3 separate regions of the Homo sapiens genome follow, and all the other regions are linked to region 2. The links are chromatin loops, found by intact Hi-C in ENCODE. Cell type or tissue: heart right ventricle. All regions are shown on one strand.

Region 1 (8,000 bases), 340 kb after region 2:
CTCATAAAATTTGAACTTCAAATGGTTATAAACATATTATGTACATTTACCAAGGAAAATAAAATATATCCAACAAGTTTCTTTGTTGGTATATTTTTTAATGTTATAACCTGACGTCTTATTCCAATAACATTTGCTCATTGCAAAAAACTTAGAAAATACAGATAATAAAAAAGAGAAAATAAAAATCATCTATTGTCCTGCTACCCAGAGAGTTTCTGTTGATTCTATATACACACGTGTCTGTCCACGTCTATCTTATCTATATCTCTATCCAAATAGATACACATGTAGAGACACATACACAAACACATGTACACACAATTTTTACAAGTTGTATTATTATATTAAACTTTTAACAATACATGTTAATGGTAAGAATACTACTATTCATCAATATTGTGTTCTTCTCTACTTCTAAGGGCATGAAATGACTTACTTCCCTCTCCTTTGAGGTTTGATGTGGCCGTTGACTTTGGCAAATAAAACATAAGCTGAAGTGACATAAGTTACTTTGAAGTACAAGCATTTTAATCCCTAGTAGTGATGATCTGATATGCTCTTTTCTTGCTGTAACTCGGAGATGGAAAAAAAGAGATTTTGCCATAAGAGGGAAATATCTGGAAATGCTAAACCAACACATACAGGGTGGACAGCTGCCCCAAAGAGTCACCTGGTTCTATATGTGCCATTGTGTAAGGCACTGAGAACTTTGGAATTGTTCTCAAACTACATTATGTCTATCTCTATTTATCTAGTTTATTCTGACCAGTAAAATCTTTAGCATTGTTCTGACATTAAATGTTCTACAAAATCATTTAAATGGCTAAATTACACTTTATTATATGAATGTGGTACAATTTATTCAGCCAACTTTTTAGTGTTGCATATTTATTTCCATTTTCTAAGTTTTTATAAACAATATGGTAAGGAATATATTTTTAGTTAAATTTTTGCTCATGTTTGTGTTGTTTTCTTAAGGTACAATCATGAAATGGAAAGTCATAATTCAAAAGATACACAAAACCATAAGTTTTTCATGTATAGTGTCAAATCATCCTACAAAAGATTATTGACAATATAATCAATGGCATAAAGAATACATGATTTCTCTATTTGATATAAATATTCTATCTACCTCCCGTACATTTCCCAAATTTAAAGGTGAAAATGATGTGCAGGCTTATTTCTGGGCTCTCTATTCTGTTCCATTTATCTACTTGACTGTTTTTGTACCAATACCATGCTGTTTTGGTTACTGTAGCCTTGTAGTATATTTTGAAGTCAGGTCATGTGATGCCTCCAGTTTTGTTCTTTTTGCTTACTACTGCCTTAGCTATTTGGGCTTTTTTTGGGTTATATATATATACACACACACACATGTGTACACACACACACACACACATATACATATATATATGTGTGTATATATATATACACACACACGTACATATATATTTGAGACAGTCTTGCTTTGTTGCCCAGGCTGGAGTGCAGTGACCTAATCTTGGCTCACTGCGACCCTTGCCTCCTGGTTTCAAGCGATTCTCATGACTTGGCCTCTCCAGTAGCTGGGACTACAGGTGCGACCACTACACCTGGCTAATTTTTGTATTTTTAGTACAGATGGGGTTTCAACATGTTGGCCAGGCTGACCTTAGGTGATCCGCCCGCCTCAGCCTCCCAGAGTACTGGGATTACAGGCATGAGGCACCATGCCTGGACCATATACATTTTAAAATAGTTTTTTCTAGTTCTGTGAAGAATCTTGTTGGTAGTTTGACAGGAATAGCATTGAATCTGTACATTGCTTTGGGCAGTATAGCGACTTTAATGATATTGATTCTTCCTATCCATGAACATGAAATGTTTTTCCATTTGTTTGTCTTCTTTGAGTTCTTTGAGTAGTGTTTTGTAATTCTCATTATAGAGATCTTTCACCTCCCTGGTTAGCTGTATTCCTAGGTAGTATGTTTGTGTGTGTGTGTGTCTGTGTGTGTGTGTGTGTGTCAATTGTAAATGAGATTGCCTTTCTGATTTGGCTCTCAGTTTGGCTGTTTCGGTGTATAGGAATGCTAATAATTTTTGTACATTTATTTTGTATCCTGCAACTTTGCTGAAGTTGTTTATTAGCTGGAGGAGCTTTTGGGCTGAGACTATGGGGTTATCTAGATAGAGAATCATGTCATCTGCAAACAGGGATAGTTTTTACTTCCTGTCTTCCTATTTGGATGCCCTTTATTTCTTTCACTTTTCTGATTTCTCTGGCTAGGTCTTCCAATACTACGTTGAATAGAAGTGGTGAGAGAGGACATCCTTGTCTTGTGCTGGTTTTCAAGGGGAATGCTTCCCGTGTTTGCCCATTCAGTATAATGTTGGCTGTGGGTTTGCCATAGATGGCTCTTATTATTTTGAGGTATGTTCCTTCAATACTTAGTTTATTGAGAGTTTTTAACATGAATGGTGTTGAATTACATCAAAAGCTTTGTCTGCATCTATTGACATAATCATGTGGTTTTTGTTTTGGTTCTGTTTATGTGATGAATCACATTTATTGATTTGTGTATGTTGAAACAAACTTGCATCCCTGGGATGAAGCCTACTGAATCATGGTGGATAAGCTTTTTGGCTGAATTTGTTTGCGAGTATTTTGTTGAGGATTTTTCACCAATGTTCATCAAGGATATTGGCCTAAAGCTTTCTTTTTTTGTTGTGTCTCTGCCAGGTTTTTGTATCAAGATGATGCTGGCCTCATAGAGTGAGTTAGGAAAGAGTCCCTCCTCCTCGATTTTTTGGAATAGTTTCAGAAGAAGTGAATGGTAACAGCTTTTCTTTGTACATCTGGTATGATTCAACTGCGAATTCATCAGGTCCTGGGCCTTTTTTTATTGGTAGGCTATTTACCACTGATTCAATTTCGGAGCTTGTTATTGGTCTGTTTAGAGAATCAGTTTCTTCCCGACTCAGACCTGGGAGGGTGTATGTGTCCAGAAATTTATGCATCTCTTCTAGGTTTTCTAGATTGTGTGCATAGAGGTGTTTGTAATCGTTTCTAATGGTTGTTTTCATTTCTGCATTACCACAAATTTACTGGCTTAAACAACACAAATTTATTACCTCATAGTTATGGAGGTCAGGGGTCTGGAATAAGTTTCACTGAGCTAAAATCAAGGAGTCAACAAGGCTGCCAGCTTCCTGAAGGCTCTAGGAGAGAATCCATTTTCCCGTTTTTTCCAGCTGTTAGACACCACCTGTGTTCCTTGGCTCCTGTCCTGCATCCCTCTGACCTCTGCTTCTGTTGCCATATCCTCTTCTCTGACTCTGACCCTGCTGCCTCCCTCTTATAAGGATACTATGATTTCACTGGACCCACCCACATAATCCAGAATCATCTCCCCATTTCTACATCCTAAATCATATAGGCAAAGTCTCTGTTGGCATAACAGGTAACACATTCACAGGTTTCCAGGATTAGGACAGGGTCTTTTGGGGGGGCATTATTATATCTACCACAAATGCCTTTTATCAGGAATTATATTTTACTTGCTGTTACTATGGCTTGCTTTTATTAATTTTCTTATATATCCTTTTTATCCACTTATTTTCAACTTTCCTCTGTCATTTTGTGCCAAGTGTGTCTTTTGCATACAGGTCTTTTAAAAGTTATTATTCTTTTAGAAACGTCATTTGAAATTTCTTTCTCTGAAAGAGGTAACTTACATACATTTTCCAGATGTGTTAATTTTTAAAAGTCATCTTATGTAGATATCCTTTTCTCTTCAGGTAAGTTTTCTTTATAATAATCTTGATTCTCCAAGGCTGTTTTCTTCTCTTATAGGGCTCATAGAAAAGTTTAATGTAGAGAAAATTATGGTCTGTGAATTTTTTTTCCCCATCTTTTAAAAAAAGACTAAGTGTTTGACAGTTACCTGGAAATCTGATTCATCTTCCAGACATCTGACTGTGCTTTTATTCTGGTATTAGATATGTCTTTTTGACTTTAGTTTTGATGTCTTAGATTTCAAATCCACAAGGATTATAAAAACCATGTACCTGCTAGAACAAGGGGTAAAAAGCTTGAGTAAGACAAATCTCAAATTGTTGAGAGCAATATAGCAAGTCATTTATATTAATGGCTTAGCATCTATATGTAGTATATTGTTACAATTTGGCTATGCTAATAGCTGTAACAATATATTACATACGATATAAGAATATCAGTCTTGGATGAGATGATTTATTCCCTTTAGAAGTTTTTCTTCTCTGGGCTGGGTGCAGTGGCCCACACATGTAAATCCTAGCACTTCGGGAGGCCGAGGTGGGCAGATACCTGAGGTCGGGAGTTCGAGACCAGCCTGGACAACAAAAAACCCTGTCTCTACTAAAACTACAAAATTTAGCCGGGTGCGTTGGTGTGTGCCTGTAATCCCAGCTACTCGGGAGGCTAAGGCAGGAGAATCACTTGAACCCAGGAGGTGGAGGTTGCGGTGAGCCACTGCCCTCCAGCCTGTGGCAACAGAGCAAGCAAAACACACATCTGCAGTACCGCTACTAAGGGAAGATTCATGTTCAACCCTACCGTGGATTGGTTTTTTTCACAGACTGAACCCTTCATTCCTTACCTCCACTCTGAATCTCTGAATTGAGTGACACATGTACGTAAACTTCACCTGGAAAGCAGATAACTTAGTTTTGATGGTATACGAAAACTCCATTCGTGTATAGCTCTGCCTCTCTTTATGTTATTATTGTCACAGATTACGTCTTTATACATTGTGTCCCCATCAACACAGACATAGTATGTACAGCTGTCTTTTAAATCAGATAGGCAAAAAAGAATAACAAACAAAAATTCTGTGTTTATACTATCTTTTGTATTTACCTATGTAAATACATGAGTATTAACTGGCTAGTTTTATTTCCACTTGAATCAGAATAATAGGTCTGATAATTCTAAATGATACGATTGATGTTTACCTTAACCTTATCAGTGTTCCTTTTTCTCCATTGTATATATGTGAATAATTCACTGATAAGCAGTGAATGTCCTGTATTAAAGAGCCGTTCATTGACTCGTGCTACAAGCACCCATTGAGCACTGGACATTGGACTCTGTGAAGCAAGTGATAAACTGTAGACTGCCATCAGAGAATTAACCTTGGAGGGGAGGAAGCTGACATGCATCACCAGGTAATTTTATGATAATTTTATAAATGCAACATTTACGACTATGTACCACTCACCATGGGAACACATCAGATCCAGCCCTGAGTAATCAGGAAGGCTTCCAAGAGAGGGGCCAGAAAAGGAAGGAAAGTGTAAAGGAAGATAAAATTGAAAAGATCAGCAGTAATTTTAAAAGATCATCTTGTCCACAGTGTGAAAACTGGTGTCTACAAAGGAAAATGTAGAAAAGGTAAAAAGCCAGGTGGGAGGTTATTAGCATTCTGTTCATGATGGGGGAGAACCAGGGTAGTGGTAGAGAAGTAAGCAAATTCTTGAGTCATGCAAAAGTGAGAAGTGATCGAATGTAGTGATTGTCTGGAGGTGGAAGGTAGGAGGTGGATAAAAAAGGAATGCCTGTTAGATGTCTGTCTTGGGCAAGACAAGAGATGCATATCTTTATTTAGAGAAATAATGCAGAAGAAGGAGCAAGCTGAGAAGTTGAGAGTTGGGGGAAGGGGGATGCTAGACAGGAGGTGACTTTGCCTGGGAAAGAACCAGGCAGAGCTATCCAGTGGGCTGTCATTCAGTTGCCTTTTTTTGCATTTAAAAGATACGTATTGATCAATTTCTATGTGCCAGACACACTACTAGGTGCTGAGAACACAATGCGCAGCAACATAGCCATTGTTCTTTCCCTTAGGGAATCTGATGGCAAAGGACAATAACATCTAAAAATTTTTTTCAAAAGACAAACATAGTCATTATAATAAAGAACATAAGTGAAATTACCATGTTAAATCCCAGGAGCTTTGGGTGCTCATGGGAGGTGTGCTGTAACATATTGAGTGTTCAGAAAAGGCTTTCTAGAGAAAGAAATGTGTAAATTTAAACCTAAATAACATGTAGGACCTAGGAAGAATGTGTGATGGCATAGACAGGGGACCAGAGGAGCAGAAAGGAAGCCAGACGATGGACATCTTTCAGACAGGAAAGTACTACAGCCTGGAGATGCAAAAGATTAGATGGAATTCTCTTGTAATGGGCAGAAAATTAACATCACTGGAATACAGATTGTGAGTAGGCAAGAGACAAGAGATAACATTTAATAAAGTAATTAGGGGGTCAGGAAAGGCACAAAGCGTCTTATAAACCAGACTAAGAACTTGTGCTTTACTTGAAATAGGGTCACCAACCACTCTAGTTTTCCTGGGTCTGAGAACTTTCCCAAGACACAGGATTTTCAGTGCCAAACTGAAATAGTCCTGGACTATTCAGAACAACTGGTCACCCTAGAGAGCCATTTGATGGTTTTATGTAGAGGTTTTCATGTATAATGAGGTTGTAGATTGGGGAGACCACTGTGGCTATGATATGGAGAAAGAAGGAGACTGGTGAAGATGAAATATGATGATGGCCAAGCTGGGGCAGGGGGAGGTTCAGTAGAGACAGAGAAAAACTGGGTGGGTTTGTTAAATTTTAAGAGATGTTATAATTAAACAGATGTGTAACAATTTAATGAATGAATGGGTTTAATGTGTGAGAAAGGCATGCGGGTGGTGGTGGTGCCATTTCCTAATTCCAGAGGGAGAGAAGTGGCTTTATATGATAATATGAAAAGTTCTATTTCAGACATGTTGAGTTTGTAAGGTTGTCAGATAAAATAATAGGACATCCAGCTAAATTGGAATCTCAGGCAAGGAATGAGAACATTTTTAGTTTAAGGATGTCCTGAAGAGGAATACTTATGGAATGTACACACAAAAAGAAATTCAGTTTTAAATGAGTGTTCTGGTAACCTTATGAGTTTGGGATGCCTGGAGACATCTGAATGGTAATATTCTTTAGGCATTTGGGATGTATGGGTTTGAACTCAGAAGAAAGATTTGGCTGAAAGGCCAGGGCAGTGAAATCACAGTGAATTTTTTATTTTGTTAGAGAATCATTCCACAAAGTAAGCATCACCATTTAGTTCCAAACTATTTATGACCTAGGAATTTGCATTTCTCATGGGAAATAATTTTGAACATTAGTTTAAGTGAAGGCAGCCTCTTTGCTCCTCTCCTAGTGCTGACAGTCACCCTCCAGCTGCCTTCTTATTGCCAACCAATTTGACCAAAATGTAACCCACATCCAGAGGTAAAGACCGACAGCCTGTCCTTTTGCCAAATGAGCTTTTGAAATCACAGGACCAAGTTAGAAAAGTGTATTGATTGATCTTAGAAAAGTTTTACTTAATGAACCAGAAAACAACGTCTTCTAATTTAAGCAGAATATATTCCCTGACCATTCTAGGCAACAGAATTTGCGAGTATATAAGCAAACATTCTGGAGTAGCAGGTATTTTTTAAACCTCAATTAATATATACATCTATAGGTGATGCAGTTTAACAGACATCCTAGTAATTGATCGTGGAATGGCTCAAATAATTGATGATTTTATCCAAATGTTACTGAAAGCAAATATCATGGTGATTTTTCAGAAGGCTACCCCTCTTTTAAATCTATTTTCAAAAAGTAATAGGATATTTTCGGGAATAAAGGTGTACAAACGCCACAGCCACATTTTTCTGGCTTGCCGGAAGAGCTTGCACATTCCTGCTGCCTTCAGGGTGAGCACAGGGCCCAGGGCTGTGTCTGGTTTATGCCTGCATTCTCGGAGAGTCTAGCAGAGATGCTTAGAATGCCTTTGAATCAGCCTCATTTCCATCGCTTTTGGTCCCACCTGCTAGTACAGGACCTTCAGGCTCTACAAATTCTCTCTCAATTATTTCCAGGAATTAATAGAGAGTGCTTTGCATGTGCTGAGAAACAAGTTTAGTTCACTACCACCCTGT
Region 2 (8,000 bases):
ATACATGGATTTAGATCACTGAAGACTGGGTGTCATGTAGGTGCCTGAGAAGTAGTTTCTCGTAAATGTAGGAGTGCCCTCTTAGAGTTTCAGAACTGACTTCTGAGATATTAGTTGGAGAATTTGAGATGTGTAGGTCTTTATTCTCTCTGTGGAGCTGTTCACGCTGGAGGGCGACTTTTTGCCTGAACTACATTTCGATCAAGCTAACATGACCTAGTCAGGAGGGGGCTATTTAACTGGGCTACTGCCAGATTCTTCAACAAATGTGTGCCAATACATCCAACTTAAACCTTTCTCCAGCCCTATTCTCTCATCTTCACAATCAAACTTCTGGAAATCTACCTACACATAAATGTTTACTTCCCTATCCCTACTGAGTCTTCATTCCTCTTCAATTTGGCTTTCATTTGACCTTTGCACTTAAATTGTGAATGCCAATCCACAGAAAAATCCCATATTGCTGCAGCCAGCAGGAACTCTCCTGTCCTCATCTCACTGTTCCTAATTCTCAGCAGCATTCAGCACTCCGCCCTTCCCTCCATCGGAAGCCACTTTCTTCCCTTAGATTTTTGATCACACACACACACACACACACACACACACACACACACACACACACAGTTTTTCTTTCTGGCAACTCCCTTTGTCTACTTTGCTGAACGATCTTCCTTCCCTCACCCTCTCTATGCTGGAGTTCCTCAGGACTCAGTCTTGGGTCCTTTTCATCTACGCTACATTTCCTGTGGTGTATCATTCACTTCATGGGTTTGGATTCCAGGAGCTTCCATGTTTGTGTATCCCACGCAGATCTCTTCTCAGAGTTCCAGGTCCTTTCCTCTAACTGCCCTCCTCACCTCTCTGCTTGGATGTCTCATAAGTGTCTCAAATGTAACAGGGACAAACTTTGATCTTTCTCACAGAAACTTTCTACACCTCGGTCTATGGCCATACTACCCTGAAGGCGCCAGATCTTGTCTGATCTCGGAAGCTAAGCAGGGTTGGGCCTGGTTAGTACTTGGATGGGAGAAACTTTCTACACCTCAGAAGATGCCTGATGGGCATCACCATCTAACTAGAACTCTAGACCGAACTGAAAGTTATGCCTCACACCCCTTCCCCTTGTGAACTTCCTGGGTCCAGCTGACCAATCAGCCAAAGCAATCCTGCTTCTAGCATGCAGCTTGCATTCATCTGTTCATCCATCACTACTGCCACATCTGAAGTCCTGGTCACTATTATCTCTAGGCTGGCTATGTGATAACATCCTAAGTGGTCTTCCTGCTTCCATTCTCGTCCCTCCTTAGTTCATTCTCCAGCTTCTGGCAGAGTAGATCTTTCCAAATGCAGGCCTGGCCACTCCTCTGCTGGAAACCATTCAGTGGTTTCTCATTGCTTTTAGGATAAAGGTCCCGTGTGGTCTAGTCTCTGACTACCTCCCCAGGCCATCTTACACCTCCCTGGCACCATGCTCCAGACAGATTAATTTTTCTTTTCTTTGAACTGAACACATTACACATTTGCCCTATTTTTGAACTTCCCACAAGCTGTCCCCTTGGCCTAGAATAATCTTCACCCCACTCTTTTCATCTTCCAGATCTCAGGGTATATGTCACTTCTTTAGAAAATGCTCAATTGTTATTTTACCTACCTCCCCATGCCATCAAGTCAGTTTCTATTTTTAATCTCACTGAACTCTACTTTTTCATTCATAGTACAGGTTGAGCATTCCAGGTCTGAAAATCCAAATCCAAAATGCTCTAAAATCCAAAACTTTTTGAGTGCTGACATACCCCTCAAAGAAAATCCTTCTTGGAGCATTTCAGATTTCAGATTTTCAAATATGGGATGCTCAACTGTTAATGTAATCCAAATATTCCAAAATCTGAAAAAAAAATCCAAAATCTGAAATATTTCTGGTCCCAAGCATTTTGGATCAAGGGGCACTCAACTTGTACTCATAAAAAAATGGCTGGGCACAGTGGCTCACGCCTGTAATCCCAGCACTTTGGGAGGCTGAGGTGGGTGGATCACAAGGTCAAGGAGATCAAGACCAGTCTGGCCAAGATGGTAAAATCCTGTCTCTACGAAAAATACAAAAAAAATTAGCCAGGTGTGATGGCAGACGCTTGTAACCCCAGCTACTTGGAAGGCTGAGGCAAGAGAACCTCTTGAACCCGGGAGGCGGAGGTTGCAGTGAGCCAAGATCATGCCACTGCACTCCAGCCTGGGTGACAGAGCGAGACTCTGTCTCAAAAAAAAAAAAAAAAAAAAAAAAAAAAATTACGCCTATAAAAATCCGCTCTTATTTTTCTTTCATTCCAGTGTGGAGGGGGGTGTCTTGGAGAGCTTTGCTGTGCCATGCATGTGAATATCATTGGGATTGCAAATAATCCACAGCTCCTGTAGCCACACTGGGCTAGGATCAGTCATGTTACTTTGGCTTCAGTCCTGGATGTGGCTGAAATCCTTAACCAAATTAATTCCATGAGCCTCTCTCTCTAAGTGGCCTAATAGTGATGTGATATTGGAAATGCATAACTTATGCATGTGTGGCTCCCTTAATGCCAGATTCTGGTCCTGATCTTCTTAGCAAGCCCCATCTCTGCCTTTGTACAACACTCCCATCCTCTACTCTCTGCATATACCCTGTATGTACTTCATGTTATAGCTACAATGGACAATTTTCTATTCTTCAAGTACACTCTTCCCATGTCCCAACTGGGATGCTTTTCCCCCACTGATAAAATCTTGCTTCTCTTCAAACTCCTAGGCAAATTTCTCCTACTTCAGAAAGTCTTGTTTCTCCATATCCTTCGTAACCACCACCTGGTGCACATGCTGAAGGCAGAATTCATTGTCTCCTCTCCTTCACTCTCGAATAGCTTTGCCCAGACCCTCAGGTACTCCTTCATCCTCTGTATAATATTTGGTTTTCACCTCTTTATGAACTCTTTTGTATTCTCATTACTGGCTCTGGAACCCAGAACATACCACGGGTTCAAGGTATGTTTTAATGAATTGAATGGAATAAATTTTGTTGTGCTTATGCAGATACAGATGCCACTAAACACTGATCAATCTTTCACCAAGTCATGTGATAATCTGATGTAACATTTACACGTTTCTCATAATTAGGCTGTATCTGGGCACTGTCCCCTGTTCTACTTATTCTGTACTTCCAGTATAATGAAATAAATCAAGGAAGGCTTCTGTGGGTTGCCTTTGTTCTGATCAGCTGAAGCACTTCACTAGGCACCAATTCTATGAACAAAGACTTCTCAAATGTTTTCTGCTTCAGTTGCACAAATATTTCAGCTGTCGTATCTGTGAGCCAGAATTATCTGGGTAGTTCCACTTTGCGGTGTAGACACAGCCTCAGTTTTTCCATCTGCAAAATGCAAATAACCGTGCCTGCCACTAACAGAACTGCAACATCTTGAAGAATAATGAGATAATGTCTATAAGAACACTTACAGTAACTTAGAATAAACCTGTCAGAGAAATGCCAAGAATTATTATGCTGCTATTTTTGTAAGTGTGTGTGGTTTTGCCACTTTCCTAACATAGAAAAGAAAAAGTCTAACTACTTGGTTAAAATAATCCCAATGAAAAAAGAAAAAAAAAGAAAACTCCCACCCATGGCAAATGTGCTAGGCCATCAAGCAGGGCAATAATTATCTTAGCATAGTTTGGGAGAAGACTCTCATATTTTGCATAAAATTTTATATTAATATCTTTGCAACCTGGAGGCAGAATTCCTAAAATCCAAATTCACATTGTGTCAATGGGAGAATTTTAGTATCATATCAAAAGCTTTAACTATGAATGGTTAAAACAAAAATGCTATTTTTGTTTCATATTTATGTTTACGTAAAACATTTATAGAAAAATCAAAATCTGTTCATTTAAAAGTAATGGGTCCTCTATGTACCAAGTTATAATAATTATTTTTGAACATCTTCACTTGATTTGCAGAGGTTTCAAACCAACAATGATGAACAATGATTGATTATTACCATTATCATTTTAGAAATAAAGTTGAAAATGGGTTTATAAGAAAGAAAATCAGAAGCAAAAACTTAAGCTAAAATGAACAATAAAATTCCTGGTATGGGTTTAAGCGGGAGAAAGATTATTTTAATTTCCTTTTAATAAAATTATTTTCTCTTTCCTCATTTAAGAGAAATGTGAAAATTCTTAGCAGTTGAAATACCATTTCAGAACACTAGATCCACATGCTTGTTCACTCTGATATTCATGTCATGTAAGAAATGGAAACCCTTCTAGTCACTGTATTGGTGCGCTAGGACCCACTTTTTGGCTTCCAAAGCCCACTGTATTGAGGGTTGCCAGACACACTTAAGCTGTTCTTAAAGAATCCACCAGAGGGCGGAAGTACACAACCACAGCAGCCAATGTAGCCGTATGGGTCCTTCATGAGATACATTTCATCAACAAAAATCAGGTCGTTGCGTAAGGGATGTTGTTTATCCTTGCTTTGGAAATGTTTATCCTTGCTTTAAAATGTTTAAAAGGTGAAACATTTTAAAGTGATGATTCTTTCAGTGATTTAACAAATCAGTCATTGTTGGGTTTGAGAGTTAAACATGTGCTGGAGGGCTTCAGATTCTTTTGGCAGGCTTAGCACCAGAGCTTCATAGGTATTCCCAGGACATGGTAATGGCAGTAACATCCATTCTTCAGAAACAGGCTTCTCCTTTTACGTTTTTCCCCTCAGTATATTCTTCCTTAATTTTTTTTTTTTTATCTTAAAATATCTAGTGGCCAAGAGGTCTACAATGACACACTTTGTAGAAACCACACAGGACATTAACGTAAGTTTACCTTCTAGTAATTATTTTACAAATGTGTTATTTCAATTAGATTACATATTAAGACACTGCTATGCTGTAACAGCACTGGGATGTCACTAATTAAGGCTGTAATAGGGCAAAAGTGAACTCCTAATAAATACTGAATTAGAGATTTCTTCTACAAGTCTGTGAGTTTAAGACAGGTTCAAAACTAAAATAAGAAAAAAACACTGAAAACCACTTTGCTCACATAATTTATATGTTAACTAAAATATGTATTGTTCACAGGTTACTAATCCATTTCAAAGTGTAGATTTTATACAAAGAATATCACAGAAATATTTTACCTCCCTCTGATGTTAACTCTGATAAGCTATGGGATTTAAGGAAATGGATAATAAGCTCGAAAAGTTCAAACTAATGGATTTGAATCAAAAAACTCTTTTTGTTAGAATTGTTATTCATTTATATTTACTTTCATTTCACTATCGTGGGCTGAAAAATGTTGACTTTCAAAGAACTCAATGGATGGTCTTCCCACCAGGACTTAAGTTACCCCTTGCTTCTAACATTGACTAAAAGGTGAAAAACATGGTCAATTATGGTGACTATCTTTGCGTATGGTGTGCGTGTGTGTGTCTGTGGTTAGAGATGTCGGTGCAAATGGGGGAGGGATGACATGATTTATACTTTTGTTTTTTTACTTTTATCTGACTTTTTGGGGTCAGTTATTTAAAAATTCACTTTTATCTGCTTTTTTCTTTTTTCAGGAGAACTCTGTGGAATGTGTATATATAGGCGGGCCCAGGTGGTAGAATGTGATGTAAATGGGTTTGGTCACAGGGAAACTCAGTTCTTTTTCTCATTAGTTGTGGCACCTTGGAAAGTCACTTCTCATTTAGGGGGCCTCAGTTTTCTCATCTGTAAAACAATCAGCTGGATGAGGAGATCACTAAGAGTCCTTTAAACTCTAAGATTCTATGACTATTACAATGGATCTTTTAGTGGAATCATAGTTAATGCACATCGTACGTAATAGTATCAGGCATTGGCTTAGACACTGAGGATAAGAGCTCTATATACTTGTGAACTTGGTGAAAGTTGAGAAGGATGGAGAAAGAGATAGAATGAATATAAAAATATGAGTAGAGAATTGCTTTAATTTGAATAGCCTCATTGTTTTAGTGCTCTGAATAGAAATAGAAAAAAATGGTTAGTATTTACTGGAATTGCTATTTTTAGGTCATTCAGAGTTAAGGACAAATTTCAATTGTCACACATAAAAGGTCTTATTTACATAAACAATTTTACAGGGCTTGTGCAAATACAAGAAACCAAAAGCCCTAACTGCTGTTTCTCATGGGTTAAATCTGTCTCTTCAATCTATCAAATATTTGGCTTTAGAATCCTAACAGTCTTTAGCTATCATTCAAAGTAAGGTAAATACATTTAGATAGCTAGGACAACGATGAATTTCAAACTGTATTATACCTTCAAAAGCAAACTAGATGCCACCAAACAGCTTAGAGAAATGAGAAGAAAGCACATGACCAGAAGGGCACAGGACGTAGGGCAGTAAGGGCACATACCTGTTGGAATGAACGCGGCGTGTTGCTGCAACTGTGCGCTGGTGAGAGCCTGCTGGTAGTGCAAGACGCTGGGGTTAAAGACCGCGCTGGTACCATTGCTTTTTTCAAGTGCTTGTCTCTTTGGTAAAGGATGAAGAGCACCAGGGGGAAAGGCCTAGAAATGAAGAATTCGATAAGATATGTCTAACTTAAAGCAAACACACCTTCCATGTTCACAGAGATCATCAATTGCAACATTCTTTTTAAAAATGACAGCTAAGGAGATGCCTCTGCCATGCACCTTAATTTAAACAGCGGCAATGTCGAATGAGTGAGAATTTGTTATTGAGAGCGAAAGCATGATTTCTGTAACCCAAAACGGTAGCATCTCAACTAAGGAAAAGAAAAACTATCAAGCAACAACAACAAAAAAAATGGCTTCAGCTTTTAAAATGAGTTAAACTATTCTAAGGGGGGACGAAGCATTGGTGTTATTATTAATACCTATTCTTTTCTTTAACTAAATGGCAATTTCTTGAATTTAAAGGTTAATACGAATTATAATGAACATTTTCTGAGTCAAATAATTTAAATTTGCTTCACTCTTTTGGAAAAGGTATTAAAATTTGTTAGGATTAATTTATTTCACAGATTACATATGAGAATGAGATGGCTAAACACCTTATTGGATTTTTTCCATAAATTAATAATAATGATTGTTTGCAACCAGTATTTTACAAGTAATACAAATCTCAGATGGTTCTCTGAAAAGCTACATGCAAAGCGAAAGGTGAAAGGTCAAAGTACCAGGTCTACAGTTGCTTCGAGAGGTCGCTTCATTGCTTTGGCAGTCGACTGAGTCTTTTAATAACAGGCAGCGAGCACATGATGGCAGTGGGCCAATGGGATTCAAGCGAATTAACATACAGGTAAACAGCAAGCAGAGGTGCATCATGGGAACGGCATTGCATTGTGGATAGGTGAGAAGGAAAAAAATATTCTGAATGCAATATACAACGTACAAAACACTAGGCATGCACAACAACAAAAATGTTCTCTAAAGAAATGAATATTACACCTTAAATTAGTATTGAAGCAAAAATGCATCTACTATACCTTAGTTAAAAGCATATAAGAGAGTAAAATATAGATGTTTGAAATTCAGGAAAGTTAATTAAAACAGCAGCTTGCATACACACCATAAGCATTTTTTATATTGCTTCAGAAAAAAAAATGCAAAATTTGTAAGGGCCATAGGATCGAAGAACTTCTGATAAGTTAGTTTTCAAATATGAAATAATGAGTCCATCGAGTAAGGATATGACCCAAGTTGAAATTTTTCATAAAAATAATTTAAAATTCATAGCTGGCCTAACAAAATGAAGTGGCGAACTGAGACAAAAAATTCAGGCAAAAAAATATTCAAACACAAGATTATTTAGGCGAAACTGTTGGGTTTGGATCTTTATTTTTTGTCTGAATCATGTGGATAATTGTCTCAATTCTTGTCTTCACTCTGCTAGTGCGAGTCTTGTAATGTGGACTAAAGTTCCAAATTTAGTGCCTTGAATTTAAATAGTGAGTTTCCAGAATTCCCCACTTGTATTCCATCATC
Region 3 (8,000 bases), 250 kb after region 2:
GAGGAGAGCCGCTCTCAGCCAACAGGAAACCAAGGTAGCGGCTGATGAAAGCAACAGAGTTGTGTACTACAGAGCAGCATCCCCCCTTCCTCGAGACAGGTTGTAAGGAAACACTGCAGCATGTTTATCTGTCTGCCCAGCCCTATTTAGTGAAAAATGATTGCTCTTTGCCTCTTGTTACCATGCTCAGATGATACTATGGCAACCAGGCTGCACAAAAGGGGAAGGGGGGGCTGACGCTGCTTAGCAACTTGAAGATTTTTAAAAGGCAAGTACTCATTGCAACAGCAACAGTTTTTAAAATGCCAGTTTTCAGGAGAGAAAAGAGAAGAACATTAGAGAAAGCAAATGGAGATGACACAGTAGAGGAAAAGAAAGAAAGGAGAAAGAAAGAGAAAGAAAGAAAGAGAGAGAAAGAGAAAGAAAGAGCGAGAAAGAGAGAGAGAGGGAGGAAGGGAGGGAGGTGGGGAGGGAGAGAGAGAGAAAGAAAGAAAGAGAAAAGAAAAGAAAAGAAAGAGAGTCATCTGCATGTCACCTTTTCAAAGCTCTTTTTTGTACATCCTCACAGAACTCACGGGAGCTTGGCTGGGTCTCTGTTCACTGGTGGGGAAACTGAGGCTCACAGGGTGAGTGGCGTGCTCAGGGTTTGTCAGCGAGTCGGGGGCAAGTCTGGGACTAATATGCAGGCAGCCCAGTTCCAAATCCCACACTCTTTTTACAGCTTCATGCTTTGAAAAAAAAAGTAACCAGGAAATCTGAGGAAGGGAAAAAATAAAATCACACGAAACTGCCAATGGTGTGAAAAGGATGGGCATCTGTTTCAGGTAGAAACTCAGCAAAAAGCACAAAAATACATTTGAATGTATTTTCAGAATTAAGTTGAAACGACAAGGTGTTTTCTATGTGATTCATTCATTCATTCACTCATTCAGTCATTCAGGGCAAAAAAAAAGGTGGCACAGACAGTATTAAATTCCAGCATTCCTTGAATGAGCAGGAGGTTGCCTGTTTCTGGAACGTATAGGATCTGGAGGAATTCCTGGGCACTGGAAGGATTCAATGCTGAGGGGATGGAAGAAGAGAAGTGGAGAAAGGAGGGGAGGGGGAAAGTCTTGCCCTGGTTTAGGAAGAAACTGTCTTGAGTAGGATAAACATCCATCGAGATAAATGACCACATCATTTCAACCAAGACTATGTAAACCAAAGACGGTTCAGGTTCCAGTCTGCATTCCTCACTGGCTGATATTACATTTCTCAGCTCCTCTGCCACTCCAGCCTTCCACCCTTGGAAGCAAAATGCTAGATGGCTTACAAAACAGAGCTCGAACATGGAGCGACTACGGCGCTGAGCTTGTCTGGAGGGCCCAACAACAGGCAACGACAACACTAAGGAAACATCCTATGTCAGGCTAACGGGCGTTCTCTGAGGCAGAACTTGATAGAATGGGTTTCTGTAGATTGTGCCCTTTCTTTAATTAACTCAGTATTTAAGAGATGCCATTCAAGTCAGACCAAAGGTCTAAATCAGAACTGACCTTTCTGAAGCTGGCACAAGTTTTGTCTTTGTTTTGGGCTCTATGAAGGGTGAGGGGATGGAGGAGCCCAGGGGTGAGAATAAGCCAGTGGGTGGAGTTTCCCGCTGCTTAGCGGCTCCTTGAGGGGCCCATTCCATAGACATACACAGAGGGCCTCCTGCATGCCTCCCATGTGGGTCTCCTCACGCTCCTTCTCTCTGCCCCCCTGCACTGAAAGGACTCTGCAGGGCCCAGAACTTCAGGCTTCCTCATCTTGGTGCCTGCCTCCCGGGAGAAGCCACGGCTGCCTTCCTGATTGATAACACAGCGCTGACAAGACAAGTGCTGCTTTGGGTTCCAGTGGTCACAACCAAGCTATTCTTATGCTCCCCTCCTCATTGTTTCCACTCGTTCCTAATTGCACTTACGCAGAGGGCTCCAGAAGCAGTAAACAGACGGCCTTCTCCTATACTCACAATTAGCTAGAAGAATCCAGGTCAAGCTTTTCCAACCTGCAGCCCATGGGTGGCATGTGGCCCAGGACAGCTTTGAATGCAGCCCAACACAAATACTTAAACTTTCTTAAAACATTATGAGTTTGTTTTATTTTTTTAACATGTCAGCTATTGTTAGTGTTAGTGTATTTTATGTGTAGTTCAAAACAATTCTTCCTCTTCCAGTGTGGCCCAGGGAAGCCAAAAGATTGGACACCCCTGGTATGTGGTCTGTGATGCTCCCAACTAAGCAGATGTCATCTAGCATTAGTTTTAAGGCGTCAGGCCAGGTGTAGTGGCTCACACCTTGAGCCCAGGGGGGTTTCAAGGCTACAGTGAACTATGATGGCACCACTGCACTCCAGCCAGGACATCAGAGCAAGACCCTGTCTGTAAGGCGGGGGGAGCGGGGGAGCCAAACTAAGGGTGGGGCATTGTGGGGACTGCTCTTACTTCTAACACAATAACTATGAAATGAGTGAACTTCTGGGTTCTAGTCCTAATTGTGCCATCAGCTCTCGCATTCTTCACCTCCACCTCCATCCCCACTACATGCCCCAACCATACTGAATTTCATAAGAGCCCCAAATATACATCCCCACCTCCATTTGCACTGTCCCTCAATGTGTGAAGAGCCACTTACTACCTCACAGAGCAGAGCGCTCTATCTCTGACCCGGGCAGTTAATAATTACAACTTTCAAATTTCCTATCTTATTCGATGGGGAAAAGCCAACAGCAGTCACCCAGTGGGGGCTAGAGAACAACATTCCCATCTTAGGAGTCATAAGAATCAGAGAGAAGAAGTTTCGCCAAGTCCCTCCAGCTTCAACTCACCTGGCAACTAGTAACAAGCTAGTAAGGTTTAGGAGAAGGCCCGACTCCAAATCCCCTGTTCATTACAGGATTTGGAAATCTCGTTTTCTTGTGGCTTATGTTAATTAAACTTAAACCTATCTTTTAGAGCAAAACAAAACAAATACACTTACTCTTTCAAATATTGGCCTTCCAAATATTTGAATGGAGCTCCTGGGTGCCCTCCAGGGCTGCGCATCTCACACTTTAAAGTGTGTGGATAAGTCACCTGGGGGCTTGTGAAACTGCAGATTGGGATCCAGCAGTTCTGGGAGGGAGCGGGTGTAACAGACCCTGTCTACACTGCAGGAAACCCAGCCTCTACCTCCTCCCAAACCACTTTCAGAGGTCAAAAAAATTATGCAGTCTTTCGAATTAAATTGAAGACTTGCCACCTCCTTTTTATTTCATGTTCCCAGGCACTTACAAAAGTACCTGACTTACCTCAAGCACCGAATAAATCCTGTCGAATATGTCTGACAGAAGGAGGCAGAAACGGTCAAATTAAATACCTCCCCTTCCTCATCCCAGCCCCTTCCTTGGTTTAGAAAGGGCATCTGCTTCTGCCACGTCACTAAACTTATCTGAATATCGCCGTCATCATCTGTAAATTGGGAATAAAAATGACTCCTTTTGGGGCACTGGAGACATCAAACTGCGAGAAGACCATAAGCGTGGAAATGCTTAGCAAATGTCATGAGCGCCCCTCAAGTAAACCAGAACCAAACAAAGCAAAAACTAAAAAAAAATATGGACACATGGCAGTTGCCAAAACACTGTGTACTCACTTAAGTGAGGCAGGAAAAATGCTTCTACCGAAAAGAACACGGTGCAGGAAGAGCTCATTAGGCCTTCCCGAAGGGAACGCAGTAGCTTGCTGCTCGCCCGCAGGGCCGTGGGACCGCGCCGGGCGTCCTTTGCCGCCCTCTGCTGGACGGAACCCCCCACCCGCGCCCGCGTGTCTGGTCACAGCGCGCCGGCAGCGCCCAGGGGACCTGCGTCCTCAGCCAGCCGGTTATGTAACACCAGACTGCATCCAGAGCAGGCTTGCGAAGAGGAAATCACTGAGTTCATGACGCATCGATTCAAGCTGATAAGAGGAGGGGAGGGCAAGAAAATATTGTGTCTTTCCAACGTTCGAGGTGCTAATGAATTTAATCTGCAGAGGAGCCCTAAAAAGCAAGGAGGGTCATTCTTGTTTTGTGGCGGAGCAAAGTGAGGCTCAGGGGGGACTGGATAAATTACCGAGGGGAACATGGCTTACTGAGTGGCCCGACCAGGTTTTGAATTAGGGCCATTTTGATTACAGATACCAGGTTTCTATACCTGAGTCTGCCGTTAATTAGCTATGGGAGCGGGACCCACCCACTTAGCCGTGTGGGGTCCTGGTGTTCTTTGTTTGCGGAGAGAGGGGTTGATGGAGGTGACCCTGAAGGTTCATTTCAGCTCTCACATTCTGAGCCAAGCCTTTTTTTTTTTTTTTCATGTGCCGTTGTTGTGTAGAAATAAATTGTTGGATAATCCCCCCGCCCACCCCCGGCGGTGGAACCACACATTTCTCATCAAGCAAGACAGCACCAAGCATGCCAGGGGCCCTGCCAAAGGCTACCTGGCTTCCATCCTCTCCAAAATGATCTACAGGCTTAGAGCTGTGGTCTCTGAACAAACTTTCATGTTTTAAAGATCCTACCATGGGTGAAATATATCAAAGGGTCAGCCTTGCCTGCCCAAGATACGTCATTTATGTTGCAGAGAAAGGAATATTACAAATTAAGCATGTTTATCCTATGCTCATCAGGGTCCAGGAGAGAGAGATGCACATTTGTACATTCTCCAGGGTGAGTCCCTGAGGTTCCACTTAATGAGCTGGTGGGGTCATTTATCCCTTATTAAGCAGACTAACTCTCAATCTGAACCTTCCCTCAAAAAGTTTTAGTTTGATTCCTCTCTGATATAAAGAGAGTGGACACTTTAGTCTTGTCTAGTCTGGATACTGACTTACAACATGCTTCTGCTTCATTGGAAACTTCAGCTCAGGAAATACTTTAAGGTTCCCCCTCTCCACCTCTTGTGGGGCTATGAAGCATCTCTCCCTCTCAATTTAACTGGAAATTTCAAAGTTTAAAAATGCACACACTGGAAAGCACCGTAGACATTATATGATATAATTCTCTTATTTTATGGCTGTCAATCAGGGCTATTTGTTCACTAAGGACATTTCTCTAGAAACAATAAAAAGATGACTGAGCATCTTCTCCCAGACTTTGGATGGTACCTTACATGCATTGGCAGGAAGCCACAAAGAAAGCTGAGTCAGCGCAGAATCAGGGCAGCCAACAGAAAGTTAGGATTCAGCCTGTTTATCACATTCGCCAGCTAAAAAAAGTCAGGTCTAGGGCCAAAAATACATGAGCCCCTTTCCCAGAGCTCTTCCCCTAGAAAAATATCACACCTTGAGAGCTACTCTGGTCTCATGGAAACACCATACCTCGCATTACCTAAGAAGGCCCAAGCGACGTCCATCTCTAAAAAGATGATAAAATACCCATCAAGCCTCCTTAGTCAGAGGCAGCCACGTTGCAGCCAGAGACCGAATCTGGCAGGGTTTCCAGACTTATAGTACACGCCAAGCATAATTTAATGTGAGTATGATAAACAGTGATGGATCACTGACAGTCTGCGATGCTGTCAGGGCAAGGGTTCCCCACCATTCTGATATTGCAGCAAGATACCAGGAGGCCAGCTCCATCCCCCGAATGCTGTCATGCTAGCCCAGAGAAAACTCCTATTCCTATTCACTTCAAAATAATAACAATAATAATCATTTCTCTTTATTTTTGGTCCCCTTCACCATTTTCTCTGTTAACTTAGAACCTCTGTGGTTTGACTTTTATATCATACCATCCAGAGAAGAAACTATGTAAGAATCAAGTTGGGCCAACAGGCAGTGTTTCTTCTTCAGCTGAGGAATGTGCAGCCCCCGAGGGCTTGGGCAGGAGAGGACAGGAGGGATTGTCACGAAGTCCCAGGATGAACTTGGCCCATGTTCCAGGAGCACTTTTTTTTTTTTTTTTTTTCTGATACAGAGTTTCCCTCTTGTCACCCAGACTGGAGTGCAATGGCACAAGCTAAGCTCACTGCAACCTCTGCCTCCCAGGTTCAAGCGATCCTCCCGCCTCAGTCTCCCAAGTAGCTGGAATTACAGGCGCCCGCCACCATGCCCAGCTAGTTTTTGTATTTTTAGTAGAGATGGGGTTTCACCATGTTGGCCAAGCTGGTCTCGAACCCCTGACCTCAGGTGATCCACCTGCCTTGGCATCCCAAAGTGCTGGGATTACAGGCGTGAGCCACTGCACCTGGCCCCAGGAGCACATTTATAACTCACAGCTTTTGGGGGGTGAGGAAGGGAGAGATGACACAGAAATATTATGAAGTAGCAAGTAAATTTTGCATGGGTTTTTAGGATGAAACACAATATTCTAAAATGTTGTTTAATTTTTTTAACATTTCCTTTACATTTTAAACAAAATTTCTTGTTTGTACCTGGTTGCTTCAAGCTTTGGCCTCTAACCTCTTGGGGGCCCACATATGGAAAATATAAGATTAGATATTATGATAGTTAATATTGAGTGTTAACTTGACTGAAGGATGCAAAGTAGTGTTCCCGAGTGTGTCTGTGAGGGCGTTGCCAAAGGAGATTAACATTTGAGTCACTGGACTGGGAAAGGCAGACCCATCCTCAACCTAGGTGGGCACCATCTAATCAGCTTCCAGCAAGGCTAGAATATAAGCTGGCAGAAGAACGTGGGAAGACTAGACTGGCTTAGTTTTCTGGCCTACATCTTTCTCTCGTGCTGGATACTTCTTGCCCTCGAACATCGAACTCCAAGTTCTTCAGCTTTGGGGCTGAAACTGGCTTCCTTGCTCCTCAGCTTGCAGATGGCCTACTGTGGGACCTCACCTTGTGACGGTGTGAGTCAATACTCCCTGATAAATTCCCCTTTATATATACAGCTATCCTATTAGTTCTGTCCCTCTAGAGAACCCTAATACAGATATTTAATCCTACCTATTTTTTTGCCTTGGAAAGATAGTTACTACTACTACCACTTCTACTTCTACTACTAATTACTATTCTTACCACAATTACCACTACAAATTCTACCACTAAATTTCCTGTTAAATTGTCTGAGAGTCATACTACTACTACTACTATGTGCTCCCTTTCTCTCCTGTTTTAAAAATCGGAAAAGACCCCAGTCTCCAGAGAGACAGGACCACTGCTAGGTTCTGCAGAGCCTGAAAATACAGTGCTTTCCTTGACTTCCCGCCTAAAGAAATATCTATTTAAGAAGTACTAATGGCTAAAAATAGTAAGAAATAATAACAACACAGAGTATTTGCTGACATGGTGGCCATCAGTGTTCTCAAGCTTGTGCAAACTCACCCCAGATGCCCCACGCTAACATTCACAGGACATGCTGGGGCACATAGACGAGGCTGTACGTGGCCAGTGGCCTTGGCATGGGGGTCCAGCTACCCCAGGCATCTCCTTTCTTCAATAAGGAATTCAGTAAGTATTTGTTGAATGAATGAATCATGTTCTTTTCCAGTTAAAAGCAGACTGAGAGCATCGAATCTATTGGAAACACCAGCAAGTGCCATCACCGGACCCAGAGGAGAAAGTAGCAGACCCCTGTGTCATGAGTGTCACATTCTGACCTCTATAGATAAAGGCTCCTTCATTTATAGAGGTCTGAATCCAGGCTTCTCCCCTCTTCTCCTCCGGCACCACCCTAGGAACTGAAGGGACCAACACCACACATGTGACCTATCTGTGGCACTCCAGGGGTGATTCGGTTTGGCTCTGTGTCCCCATCCAAATCTCATCTCGAACCTGTAATCCCCACAAGTCCAGGGATGGGCCTGGTGGGAGGTGATCGGATCATGGAGGCAGTTTCCCCCATGCTGTTCTCATGATGGTGAGTGAGTTCTCATGAGCTCTGATGGTTTTATGAAGGGTTCTTCCCACTTCACTCACCGCTCTCTCTTTCCTGCCGCCATGTGAAGAAGGTGCTTACTTCCCCTTCACCTTCCACCATGATGGTAAGTTTCCTGAGGCCTCCCTGCCACACATA

The links. Peaks named below come from ENCODE experiments on the same cell type or tissue, not always from the same donor. Only the 100,000 strongest peaks of a DNase experiment are listed, where the experiment ranks them.
Region 1: it touches region 2 in a loop (4-fold over the local background); 66 of 110 quality-filtered maps call a loop at or near these places.
Region 3: it touches region 2 in a loop (4-fold over the local background); 86 of 110 quality-filtered maps call a loop at or near these places.

The regions. Positions count from the first base shown.
Region 1 is chr13:97,018,565-97,026,564 of GRCh38, reverse strand. No RefSeq gene overlaps it. Among named protein-coding and RNA genes, the nearest start is that of OXGR1, 28 kb to the right of the region's middle. In heart right ventricle, no CTCF peak of the experiment used is centred here; no DNase peak of the experiment used is centred here; H3K27ac peaks cover 162 bases.
Region 2 is chr13:97,356,042-97,364,041 of GRCh38, reverse strand. It overlaps MBNL2 (muscleblind like splicing regulator 2), which reads right to left. Exons shown (of 9, transcript NM_001382683.1): 6 at 7,193-7,246; 7 at 6,407-6,560. It also overlaps the pseudogene RNA5SP37. Among named protein-coding and RNA genes, the nearest start is that of RAP2A, 74 kb to the left of the region's middle. RefSeq lists a silencer at 4,253-4,322. In heart right ventricle, a CTCF peak has its summit at 4,388 (motif pointing right); a DNase peak (open chromatin) is centred at 4,375; H3K27ac peaks cover 1,889 bases.
Region 3 is chr13:97,105,876-97,113,875 of GRCh38, reverse strand. No RefSeq gene overlaps it. Among named protein-coding and RNA genes, the nearest start is that of LINC00456, 70 kb to the left of the region's middle. RefSeq lists a silencer at 3,694-3,873. In heart right ventricle, a CTCF peak has its summit at 3,792 (motif pointing left); a DNase peak (open chromatin) is centred at 3,815; H3K4me3 peaks cover 504 bases; H3K27ac peaks cover 1,317 bases.